Regions from separate parts of the Mus musculus genome. Here region 2 is linked to region 1. The links are chromatin loops, found by intact Hi-C in ENCODE. Cell type or tissue: left cerebral cortex. All regions are shown on one strand. Links, peaks and the distances in the headings refer to the core of each region. The heading gives the core; the rest is flanking DNA. Region 1 overlaps Me3 (malic enzyme 3, NADP(+)-dependent, mitochondrial). Region 2 overlaps Me3 (malic enzyme 3, NADP(+)-dependent, mitochondrial).

Evidence for each region. Hi-C counts contacts between places; a loop is a spot of excess contacts. Peaks named below come from ENCODE experiments on the same cell type or tissue, not always from the same donor. Only the 100,000 strongest peaks of a DNase experiment are listed, where the experiment ranks them.
Region 2: it touches region 1 in a loop (2.2-fold over the local background); 2 of 42 quality-filtered maps call a loop at or near these places.

The regions. Positions count from the first base shown.
Region 1 is chr7:89,826,942-89,832,321 of GRCm38, forward strand. The region is part of intron 6 of Me3 (malic enzyme 3, NADP(+)-dependent, mitochondrial); the gene reads left to right. Among named protein-coding and RNA genes, the nearest start is that of Ccdc81, 74 kb to the right of the region's middle. In left cerebral cortex, for the core only: a CTCF peak has its summit at 2,471 (motif pointing left); a DNase peak (open chromatin) is centred at 2,467.
Region 2 is chr7:89,668,657-89,674,036 of GRCm38, forward strand. The region is part of intron 1 of Me3 (malic enzyme 3, NADP(+)-dependent, mitochondrial); the gene reads left to right. Among named protein-coding and RNA genes, the nearest start is that of Me3, 39 kb to the left of the region's middle. In left cerebral cortex, for the core only: no CTCF peak of the experiment used is centred there; DNase peaks (open chromatin) are centred at 2,023 and 2,977; H3K27ac peaks cover 400 bases.

The sequences.
Region 1 (5,380 bases), core at 182-5,181:
GATGGCTGACTAGGCCATCCTCTGCTACATATGCAACTAGAGACACAGCTGGTGGGGGGGGGGGGGGGGTACTGGTTAGTTCATATCATTGTTCCTCCTATAGGGTTGCAGACACCTTTAGCTCCTTGGGTACTTTCTCTAGATCCTTCATTAGGGGCCCTGTGTTCCATTTCAAAGACCAAAAACCCTTTTGGCTCATCTAATTAGCATGGCCAATTAAAATGAAATGCTTCATCCTAACATGAGGTTTCCCCCTTTACCTTTATAAGCTGTCATTCGCCTATGGGTTAGGTCTGTCTCTCTCTATTTGGAGACAGTTCTTTGTCACCTACCCCAATAAATACCTCACTGCACCCTCCCTTGCTTCTTTCCCCTTCTCCCTCATACTCTATCAGGGTCATTGTCTCTTATTCTGTGCCCTTTGTCCCTCTGAGGCAAATAAATCTCCTTTATGCTGAGAACTTGGTCTTGAGTTGTCTTGAGCCTATACAGGTCCCTACAGATTTCACAGTATCCTGAAAGATAGGCTAGGAAAGACTCCTGAATGCAGATGGTGTTGGAGACAGGCCCTGCAGTTCGAATAGGAGTTGTCCTAGTCACAAAGAAACCTATACAGAGAGAACCATCAGCTGAAGCAAAGCCACATATAAAGGTCCACAGTGGATTGGAAGCAACAGCATATGCGCAGTGTCTAGAGATATGATGGCTTCTGAGCACTTAGGCTAGGGACAACTGAGCACTCCTGTGACGTGAACCTGGCTCCCAAAGGCAGAGGAAACCTCTTTAGAGGGAAACCTCGTTTGGTTTGGTTTGGTTTGGTTTGGTTTGGTTTGGTTTGGTTTGGTTTGGTTTGGTTTGGTTTGGTTCTCAAGTTGGGGTTTCTCCGTGTAGCCCTGGCCATCCTGGAACTCACTTTATAGACCAGGTCTTGTCTTAAATTCAGAGATCCACCTGCCTCCTAAGTGCTAAGACTAAAGGCATGAACCGCCACTACCCAGCATGAGGAAATGTTTTTTATTTTATTTTTGAGAACTTGATGAGCACGCCCAAATCACTTCCTCTCCTCCCTTCCCCCTCTGGCTCCTTCCATACCTCAAAATCCATGAACTCTTGTACTTTAGTTATTGTTGGTACCTGGAACTGAGGGCCCTATATGGGGCTGTGTTCAGAAAGATGTGGAGAATTGGGGTAGAGGGGAGCCAACTTACGGTGAGAACAGTCATTGTATGATCCTGGCCAGCAACGGAATGCAGTAGTTCCACAGAGAGAGGGCTTTGCCCTGAATCCCAGCCCCAACTGCACAAACTCCTTTGTGCAGGAATCTCAAAGTCTCTCAAAGAGCACTCTGCTCCAGCTAAGGGGGGGGGGGTGCATCAAGGTGAAGTCTCTGGTCAATACATTTAGAGACTGCTGGGTTAAACCTTTTTCTTGAAGCATAGCTTTTCAAAGCCTTTAATACACACTACGTCTGGTATGTGTAATATAAAGAGTTATCCAAACTTATTTTACTAAGGAAATTTATCTGAGAGCATTTCAAGGGCATAGAGTTTAATGGAATGTGTAAAATAAATTTTTAAAGACCTGGAGTTTCATGATTCTGCCAGTTCTAGTTTCTGGGTGAAAAAAAAAAAGAAATAATTTTCCATGGGGTGATGACTGGTAATTTCAGTGGGCACTAGGCCAAGAGAGATCTGCATGTGGTTTTCACAGGGAAAACGGAGCAGGCTCACTTGAGAATAGGATCCTGTCTTGAATTCAGTCACTGGATTCACATGCAGGCCTAGCAGGCTCACCTGTTCCTTCCAGCTCCGTCATATGTCTTCAGGCCTGAAAGGGTCAGACCAGATGTTGAGAAAACGGCAGGCCCTGGTCTCTGGAGCAAAAATCGACTGTGGCCTCTGGAATGCTCTGCTCTCACCAGCACTCCTCTCTGCACCTCTGTGCAGGAAAACCCCTCAGATCCCCTCATCCCAAAGAGGCTTGGCCCCAAGTGGTAGGTGCCCAGCTCTGTTGTCCTTGGCCTGAGTCTCCTTAACCTGTCACACAAGTCACCATTTTACAGCCTGTTAGAAAAATCAGACATCCACACATCATCTTGTGCCTATAAGTGAGCCCTAGCCTTGGAAATGGAGAGGCTTCCATGACGGTTCAAGGCTGCTTCCCAGCTGCACCGCCAAGTAGAAAAAGTAGAGAAGTACAGGAGGCTTGGGAGAGCCTCTTTCTCCGTGGCAGGACTTCTGCGTGAGAGGAGCATCCGATCGTCCTCTGCTGTTGCCAGGGCTACAGGGTAAAGGGTCAAAGGTGCAGATGGGGGCAGGTAAGCAGGAACCTCTCGGGTTCAGGGTGTTTTCCGGCAAGGCAAGACTAAAGACACAGGCTGAGCTAAGACTGACTTAAATGTAAGAGCCCAGAGGGGAGGAGAGTGGGGCATCCTTGGACTGCTCCTGAATTATATATAGCCACCTGCTGGTCTGCCTGTGTACGTACAGAAAGGACCCAAGGGCTGATGCTCCAGATTGCCTTGGCATGCGCAACTCTTACAAGGACCTAGGAAGGGCGCCCTTTCCTGCCTCCCCCACAACATCTTAGTCTTAACAGAATCTCTGAGGGATGTACATTTGTCAAGTCCAACCTCGAGCATTAAGTAACCCTTCTGATGGTCTCAGATAGGGAACTATGGAGCCAGAGAAACAGAAAGGAAACTCAGGCAAGACTCCGGGGTTTTCAGAGACAATGGAAGAGAACAGCTTTTCTGGCTCCCTGTTTTGTGTTTTCTGCATCCGTGGATCATCCCAGCTGAGAAAGAGGTCAAGCCCCACTACCTACTGTGTTTCTTCTTCTCTATATCTAGGTTACTTTTAACATAAAACCGAAGGCCTGCCAGGTTAGAACCACTCAGGATTCCCTCTCTGGAAGCAGTGTGTGCATGGTAAAGTAGTATGAAGACAGAGGGTGTGATTCAAAGCTTGGTGTGCTGCCGGGCTGCCGGTAACTCACAAAGGCCAACTATTTTTCTCCCTTGTTCTTGGTATGTTATAAGCATTTAATAGATAGTTAACATTTGTTTCTATAAAACATGTTTCCATAAAAGCCTGTTTTTCACCATACATGGTTGAATTGAGAGCTGTGTGTTTTCACTTGACCCGTTTAGATTTTCATTTTGAATTTTTGGCTTTGTTCTTAATCAAGTTGTGACTTGTTTAACAAGTTAGGAGGTAAATTCACAACAATTGTTTCAAGTATCTACTCTTCTAAAAATTACTGAATGAGAGTATTGGCTCATCACAGAAGCCATAGAGAAGAGGCTGGTGGGGAGAGGGATAGGATAACACAGCTCCAGGCTCCCAGGTCACAGTGAAGAGAAATGGCAGATACAAACAAGAGTAGAAGAGAGGGAGAACAGGAGTGGAAGTGAGCTTTAGTCAAAGACTGGAAGGGGTCAGTGTATAAACCCCATAACAGGGGCTATTCCTGGACCAGGGAGCATCCTTGGGGATACACACCCCACGAAGATCAGGCTTGTGAAGGTTCTGACATGCTTGGCACTGTGAGACTCTTGGGTTCATGTGGCTCAATTTTGTTTGTTTGTTTTTTCAATTCTGAGTCAGAATTAAATTGGCCTGAACTGTTGGAGTTCTGTTCTATATTCTGTGAAACCAAGGGAGACTTCTTATGTACAATTAAATGAAACGTAATGAAATGTGGAACAGTAATACACTGAATAGAGATAGTTATAATTTTTGCCTTCTTTTTACCTTACCAAATGGGCAGCACTGCTTCAAGGACGGGGTGTGCATGAGTACATGTTAGTATGTGGTGGAAAGATCCACACACATAACTGGTTGTGTTGTCTAAAGTCTTCAGATTTTTTTAGCCCCAGGCTAGTTGTGAAACAACAGTGAAAGTCTTATGTATAGTAAAATGTCAAGACATTCTGTTCCCTACTCCCAGTCCAAATACTTGCAATTCATGACCTGAACAAAAAAAAATTCACAGTACATTTTGGCTTGACAGGCGTGTCATTATGTTTATGAGTGGGTGGTTTTATTTATTATTTCTATTCATACTGTAATTGTTTTTCTGTATCCATGGGAGATTTGTTCTGAAACTCCTATAGATGTCAAAACTGTGCATGGTCAAATCCCCTATGTAATATAATCTACATATACACTGTTCTATATAATCATCATGTGTATATTACTAATGATACCTTATACATTGTAAATACTACACCAGTAACTGTTACTTTACACTGTTTAATAACTAATGACAAGAATCGTTTTTTAACATTTCCAGTGTAGGATTGCTGAACCCATGAATGCAGAATCTACAGATATGAAGGACTAACATATTCTTACAGAGTGTTGCATGGTGCATAGTACTGCTTGTCAACAGAATAGTATACCATGGCGTCTTAGTTAAGGTTTCTATTGCTGTGAAGAGACGCCACGACCATAACAATATAAGGGAAACTATTTAATTGGGGCTGGCTTATAATTTCAGAGGTTTAGACCATTATCATAGCAGGAAACAGCAGCATACAAACAAACATGGTGCTGGAGATGGGCTGAGAGTTTACATCTTGATCCGCAGGCAGCAGAAAGAGAGTGCTTCCACACTGAACAGTGCATGAGCATATAAGACCTTAAAGCCCACCACCTTGATGATGACACACTTCCTCCAAAAAGGCCACACCTACTCCTATAAGGCCACACCTCCTCATAGTGTTGCTCCCTATGGACCTGTGGGAGCCATTTTTATTCAAACCACTGCACATGGACTACATTATTAAAAGAAATTATGGAACTGCTTTCTAAAAACTAGAAAAATATGGCAATCTGTATTTAATTATACACAGAGATAGCAATATGGAATGTTGATAATCATACTAATGGTACAAGGGAACCCAAAGAGAAACATGTCATAGCCCTCCCTACTGCCATCCCATTGAGCTACACATGGAGAAATCATTAAGTCGCCTGAGGGTCACAGTGAAGCCCAAGGCCAGTGCTATGTGCTTCTCAGCATCCAACCCAGTTCCTTACACCTCACTCTTCTCCCCCTTTCTGGAGTCCTCTGGAGCTAGATCTGTGATTTAAAACTTCTCCTCCATCCTGTTACTCTGCTCCCTCTTCCTGTCCTGAAGCCGTCTAGTGCTCCCACCATCAGCTCTGACTAAGACTCCAGAAAATATGAGGCAGGTACGCAAGCTTACCCAGCCGCTGGCATTTATATCCAACAGAAGAAGAAGCCATGATCAAAAAAGGAGGTCAAAGCAGTGTTTTCTGGGTCATGTCAGAGCTTTTCACTCCCTCATAGCCAGTGACCTCATCAGAACATCACCATCAAATAGGTCCCACACGCCCCTTCTAGAAAGAAA
Region 2 (5,380 bases), core at 130-5,129, 160 kb before region 1:
TAGTGCCACCACTGCTGCTATCCTGACTCTACCAAACTGGACTGCTGGTGTGTGTGTGTGAAGTATTTGCAAGTGGGTTGAGTAAGCTGCTGCTGCTGTGAACTAAACTGCAGATTTCCAGATAATACAGACAGGACTTGCTCCAAAGAACCTTTCTAAACATGTCTATTCCCCATCTCCTGCCCCCTGTATTCATTCTTTTCCACTACCTCTGGTGGTTGGTGGACTAAAAGGGAAGTTAAAGCATTTTAAGAACCATCATTAAAAGTAGGTCTTGAAAAAAAAGTTTCAGCCTATAAATAAAGGAATGGGGCATTTTCTTGATTAGTGATTGACATGAAATGGCTCAGCTCACTGTGAGCAGTATGACCCCTAGGCAGGGGTCTTGGGTGATATAAGAAAGCAAGTTTAGCAAGCTGGTAAATGGTGTTCCTCCATAGCCTCTGCTTCAGCTCCTGCCCTGACTTCCCTTCATAAAGGGCTATGGTTGGAACATGTAAGCTAAATAGACCCTTTCTTCCCCAAATTGCTTTTGGCCAGCATTCTGTCACAGAAAAGAAAAGAAAAGAAAAGAAAAGAAAAGAAAAGAAAAGAAAAGAAAAGAAAAGAAAAGAAAAGAAAAGAAAGGGAAAGGAAAGACCAAAACCCTAACTAAGATGGCTGGTATTTTTCTATCATCGAGTAAAGCCTTAAGTGGTTATCTTTATACATTCCTATGCCTCAAATGATGAAAGATGTAGCCAGGATAAGTTCAAAGTAATAGGAATCTACCCATATGAAAAAATGAGAGGGTCTGGTCTAAAACTTGATATTTAGTCAGCCTCCTTTCTTGACCTGAAAAGGCTGCTTCAGTGTTTTTAATTTTTTTTTTTGAAAAGCTTCTTTAAGAAAACAAATTAGTCCAAGTCTGGCCTCGTTCTCTTGAAATGTGTTTTGGAGCCCTACAGACACTGCCATGCCTCTGGGAATAAATAACCCAGCTGCTCACAGCGTAATTGCAAAGGAATACAAGTTCAATGAACTTGGGACACTAGACATTCTCATGACCTGGTGAGAAAGAGAGTAGGGCTCCAGTTTCCAGGCTGGCTTTTCTTTCTACAAAGACAAATCATTAGTGAGGCTCACTCGATCATCAGACAGAAACCACAATCGACACCATCGTCTTTGGCCTTCTCATCCCCCGCTTGCCAACTGAAAAGAAAACAAGATCTAGACACTTCTTTCTGTGTCAGTTTATTCTCCCCTGATAGTAGGAGAATGAAACTAAGGCATAGAGGCTGCAGAATTCAGTCACGTCCCATACATCGGAAGGGTCGGAGCAAGTCTGCATATCCATTTCCTGACTTTATTGCTTCAACCAGTTCCTAAACTAGAATGTTGTTCCTGGACAGATGATGGAGCACAGAAACATGAAGAGCTTCCAAGAAAGACTGCACACAGGCCCTGAACCTAGCATGGTAGCTTTAATCCTATTGGTACCAAACACCTGTTGTTCTGATGTGTGTGTTGTGTGTTCAGCACACACCTGTGATCCTGATGGTAGCACGCACCTGTAATTCTAATGATAGCACACATGTGTAGTCTTCATGCTCAGCTGACCAGAATAGGGGGGTTGCCAAATTTAATACTCTTCCTTATTGAAAGATGGGGAGAGATAGTGCCTTATCAAATACTCTGCAAGATCAGGGTGGACTCACTTTAAAACACTGGCTCTCCACCTAAACGTAGCTCGGATGATCTCTTTAAAATTATCACCAGGATTTTTTTTTAAATACTAATTTCAGTGCTCACTCTAGAGATTCTGATTGTTGGTCTGACTATGGCCTGGGTCTCAGAACTCAAGCTTGCCACGTAGTTCAAATGCATAACCAGAATTGAAGAATTAAGAACCACTGCTTAGGACAGTGTATCTTAGTTTGTGGGCCTGAGTCTACTTAAACATCTGCTGCCTCAGGAGCAGATCCCAGAAGAGGTTTCTCTACAATATGGGAAGGGTGCTGGTGACAGGAGTAGGCTGGAGTAAGTAGACAGAAGTAGACAGGAGTAAGGCTGGAGAGCAGCTGGTCACACCTACTGCCCATGGTGATGGTTGTGGGAGCCAAAAGGTGGCCATTCTTATATACTAGCATGGAAATTCTTTGTGTACTTACATCTCAACTCTCCTACTAGATTCTAACCTTTTTCAGAGTGAGATTCTTGCACCCAAAAATTTCTGTCATCTTCCCTGTTAAACTGTATACTCCAGGAAAGAGGGTATAAATTAGACTTCTTCACTATCCCCCAGACTACACAGCACAGGGTTTAGCAAATGGTCACTGGGAACAAATATTCCTGAGAAAATGGTATTTCCTTTTTTTTTTTTTTTTTTTTTTTTTTTGTCATTCCAGAAACTACATTCTCCCCCTCTAAAACTAAGACTATGCTTTGGTGCAATGCAACTGAGGCCACTACGAAAGCTTGCTGAGTCTGTAGCCCTCTGGACAGGTTCAGCTAGTGAGCTATTTCTTTGTTCCAGGTATCCAAGCTTCTGCTAAGCACTCAATCTGCCTGACAGAGGAGACTTTAGGACATTGGCTGAGTCCTAAGGGCTGTGATTTTGGGGTTGATACTAAATCCTTCACGAGTCAGCAGAAAAGCTGCCAAGGACATGTTTGCCAAGTGGCCATGAACATAATTCTCAGAACCTTGGTCATTTCACTCTGAGTCTGATTGAAAAATTATATTTGTGGTTGGGCATCGCAAGAACAAAAGAATTATGCTTAATATTGATTTGCATACTGGCAGAGAGATTGTTCACTGTTTGAAGAAGGCGTCCTTCTAACCTTGAACCCCACCAAAGCTGAGCAGATCTGGTTGCACAGTCCTCAGAGCCACAGTTACTCAGAGGGAATACAAGTGGGGAACTGAGATTTGCTGAGAATGTGTTGGGTTTTTGTAAGCCATTTTATAAACATCAGCCCACTCAGTCCATGCCACACTGAATTTTACCCATGAAGATATTTTCAAAACCCAGGCATAAGCCTGCGCTCCATCTGTCTTGAAAAGTGGGAAGCTCAATCCCCAACAGGGCCTCCAAGGTCTTCCATGGGCTCTCTAGTTCTACCGTCTCTGATGTGATAGGTGTACAGTGACCCTCACTCCATTTTGCTAGTGATGTTTATATATCTTTGTCCTTCTCTGGAGCATCCTTCTCCCACCTCCCTTTGAGTCCTGAAGCAACCCTCTGCCCACTTAGTTCCTTATTGTCCTTCCATTCTCCATAACATCTATCAGGGACTAGGAAAGAGACAGAAGCCACCACATCACCATTTGAATAGCAGTGATGAAAATCATATGATGACTTATTAAATATGTGTTTAATTATTTAAATTGTTTAACTTTTTTTGTTTTGTTTTGTTTTGTTTTGTTGGGACAGAGTTTCTCTGTGTAACCTTGGATGTCCTAGAACTCACTCTGTAGACCAGGCTGGCCTCAAACTTAGAGATCAGCCTGCCTCTGCCTCACAAGTACTAGGATTAAAGGCATGAGCCACTGCCAATATTAAATTATTTGATAAATTTTACATTATTTTAAAAGCTGTTTAACCCGGTAACATAAAAGAGAAAAGGAAACTTCAAGCTGAGATTGACAAAGTGTAACCTGCAGACCAAATCCAGTTCATGGTCTGTTTTGTTTGACCAGTGAGTTAAGAATGCTTTTATGGGTTTTGTTTTGGTTTTTTTGTAACCTCAATAAACATTGTCAGATAAACGAGCAACAATGATAGCATGTGTCCCACAGAGTCTGAAGTATTTATTCTCTGCTCCTTCAGATGAAAAGCTCAATGACCGCTGCTCTAAAGTTTCATGAGGTAGCAAGTGTAGGAAGCAGCTGCCATTTCTAGTAAGACTTAGAATTATTAAAATGTAGAAAGCTAGAGAAGGGGCCTGGACCTCTGAAAAGGGAGCCCAGCTGCCTGGTGCAAGCATCTCTGGGGCAGAGTCTGATGGAACTGGATTTATAAGCAGTGAGAAAATTGTGCACCCTCCTGAAATGCTTCCACAGGATGTATCTGCTGCTGGTGATACTGGGATACCTGGTGATACAGGTATCTGGGCAGGTGAAGAACCCTGCCCAGGTTTTGTCCCAGAAACCACTCAGGAAGTAGAAGAAACAAGTCACTTCTCCCTCCAGTCTCCCTCCGTTGTTCCATCTCAACAGAGCTGAACGGGGAAGCAGTTTGCAAAGCAGGTCTTTGGTTTGCAGGTTCCCAGTCCTGAGCAACCTGACCAGATGGTAGAGAAACAGGTTTGTGTCAAAAGGGGTGTGATCTAAACACTAATATAAGGAGGTTTGCCGTGACGTCACCAGTGCTCCATCCTACCTTTATTGGACTGTACACTGTTTCTCCACTTTGTTAGCTATATTTAGTAAAGTACTAGTAAGAACCACATCCCAGAGCACCTTGGCCCAATTTTCAATGTTCAGTCTTGACAAGAAGACACATTGGTCTCACTTTGCAAGTGATGAAGTTAACACGGAGATACTCAATGAAACACTCAGCTAGAGAACATAACAGACATGGAACACAGACACTCTTAGTCCAGGGTCTGTGTTCTTAAGAGGACACTACAGTGCCTTCAGCTCTCAGTTTCCCTTATGAGTCTTGCCCAGTGTCTCTCTTGATCTCTTGTTTGACTGGCTTCAAGCCTTTTCTGCTAACCAAATGACCCCTTCAGCCTGCCACAAGGTCTGCCAAATAGGAAGCTCTTCATAAGTGCTTGTTGAGTGACTCAATGAATGGAAGAGAAATCTGTGTCATAGGAAAGTTAAGGCAACAGTTATTAATCGGAGTAAAGACTCACACTCTATCTGGTCAAGGGCCCTGTTCTTCCCAGTCATGAGCTGGCAAGGTAGAACCCTCGACCGGCTGGTGACAATGAGCTTCCTGATGATAAGCTGTTTCCTGCATGTTGAACAAATGATATGTTTTGTCTGTCCTTACAGCTATCGGGAGCATGTGATCAGCTATACTTCTCATTAGGTAGCCATGCTGCATCAAAAAGAAAAAAGGAAAAAAAAGAAAAAGAAAAAAGAAAAAAAATCACTATACCAGTTGTCTCCAAAACCAGGGAGTCAATCTCTGAAAAAGACTTTCCTACACAAGTTATGCTGACTGCTGCTAGTGTCTAATGAGGATTTTGAACTGGGATTGGGGATTCTTGGGATTTTTACATCATATGCTGCTAAAGCATTTATATATTCTTCAATGATAATACTTAAAAAATTTTATTTAAAATCTCAAGGAAAGCAAATATTCCTTCTGACAAATTTGGACATAGCTAAATGGTGCTCCCTCACCTCAGGACAACGTGATTGTTCCTTCCTATATCATTTCTAT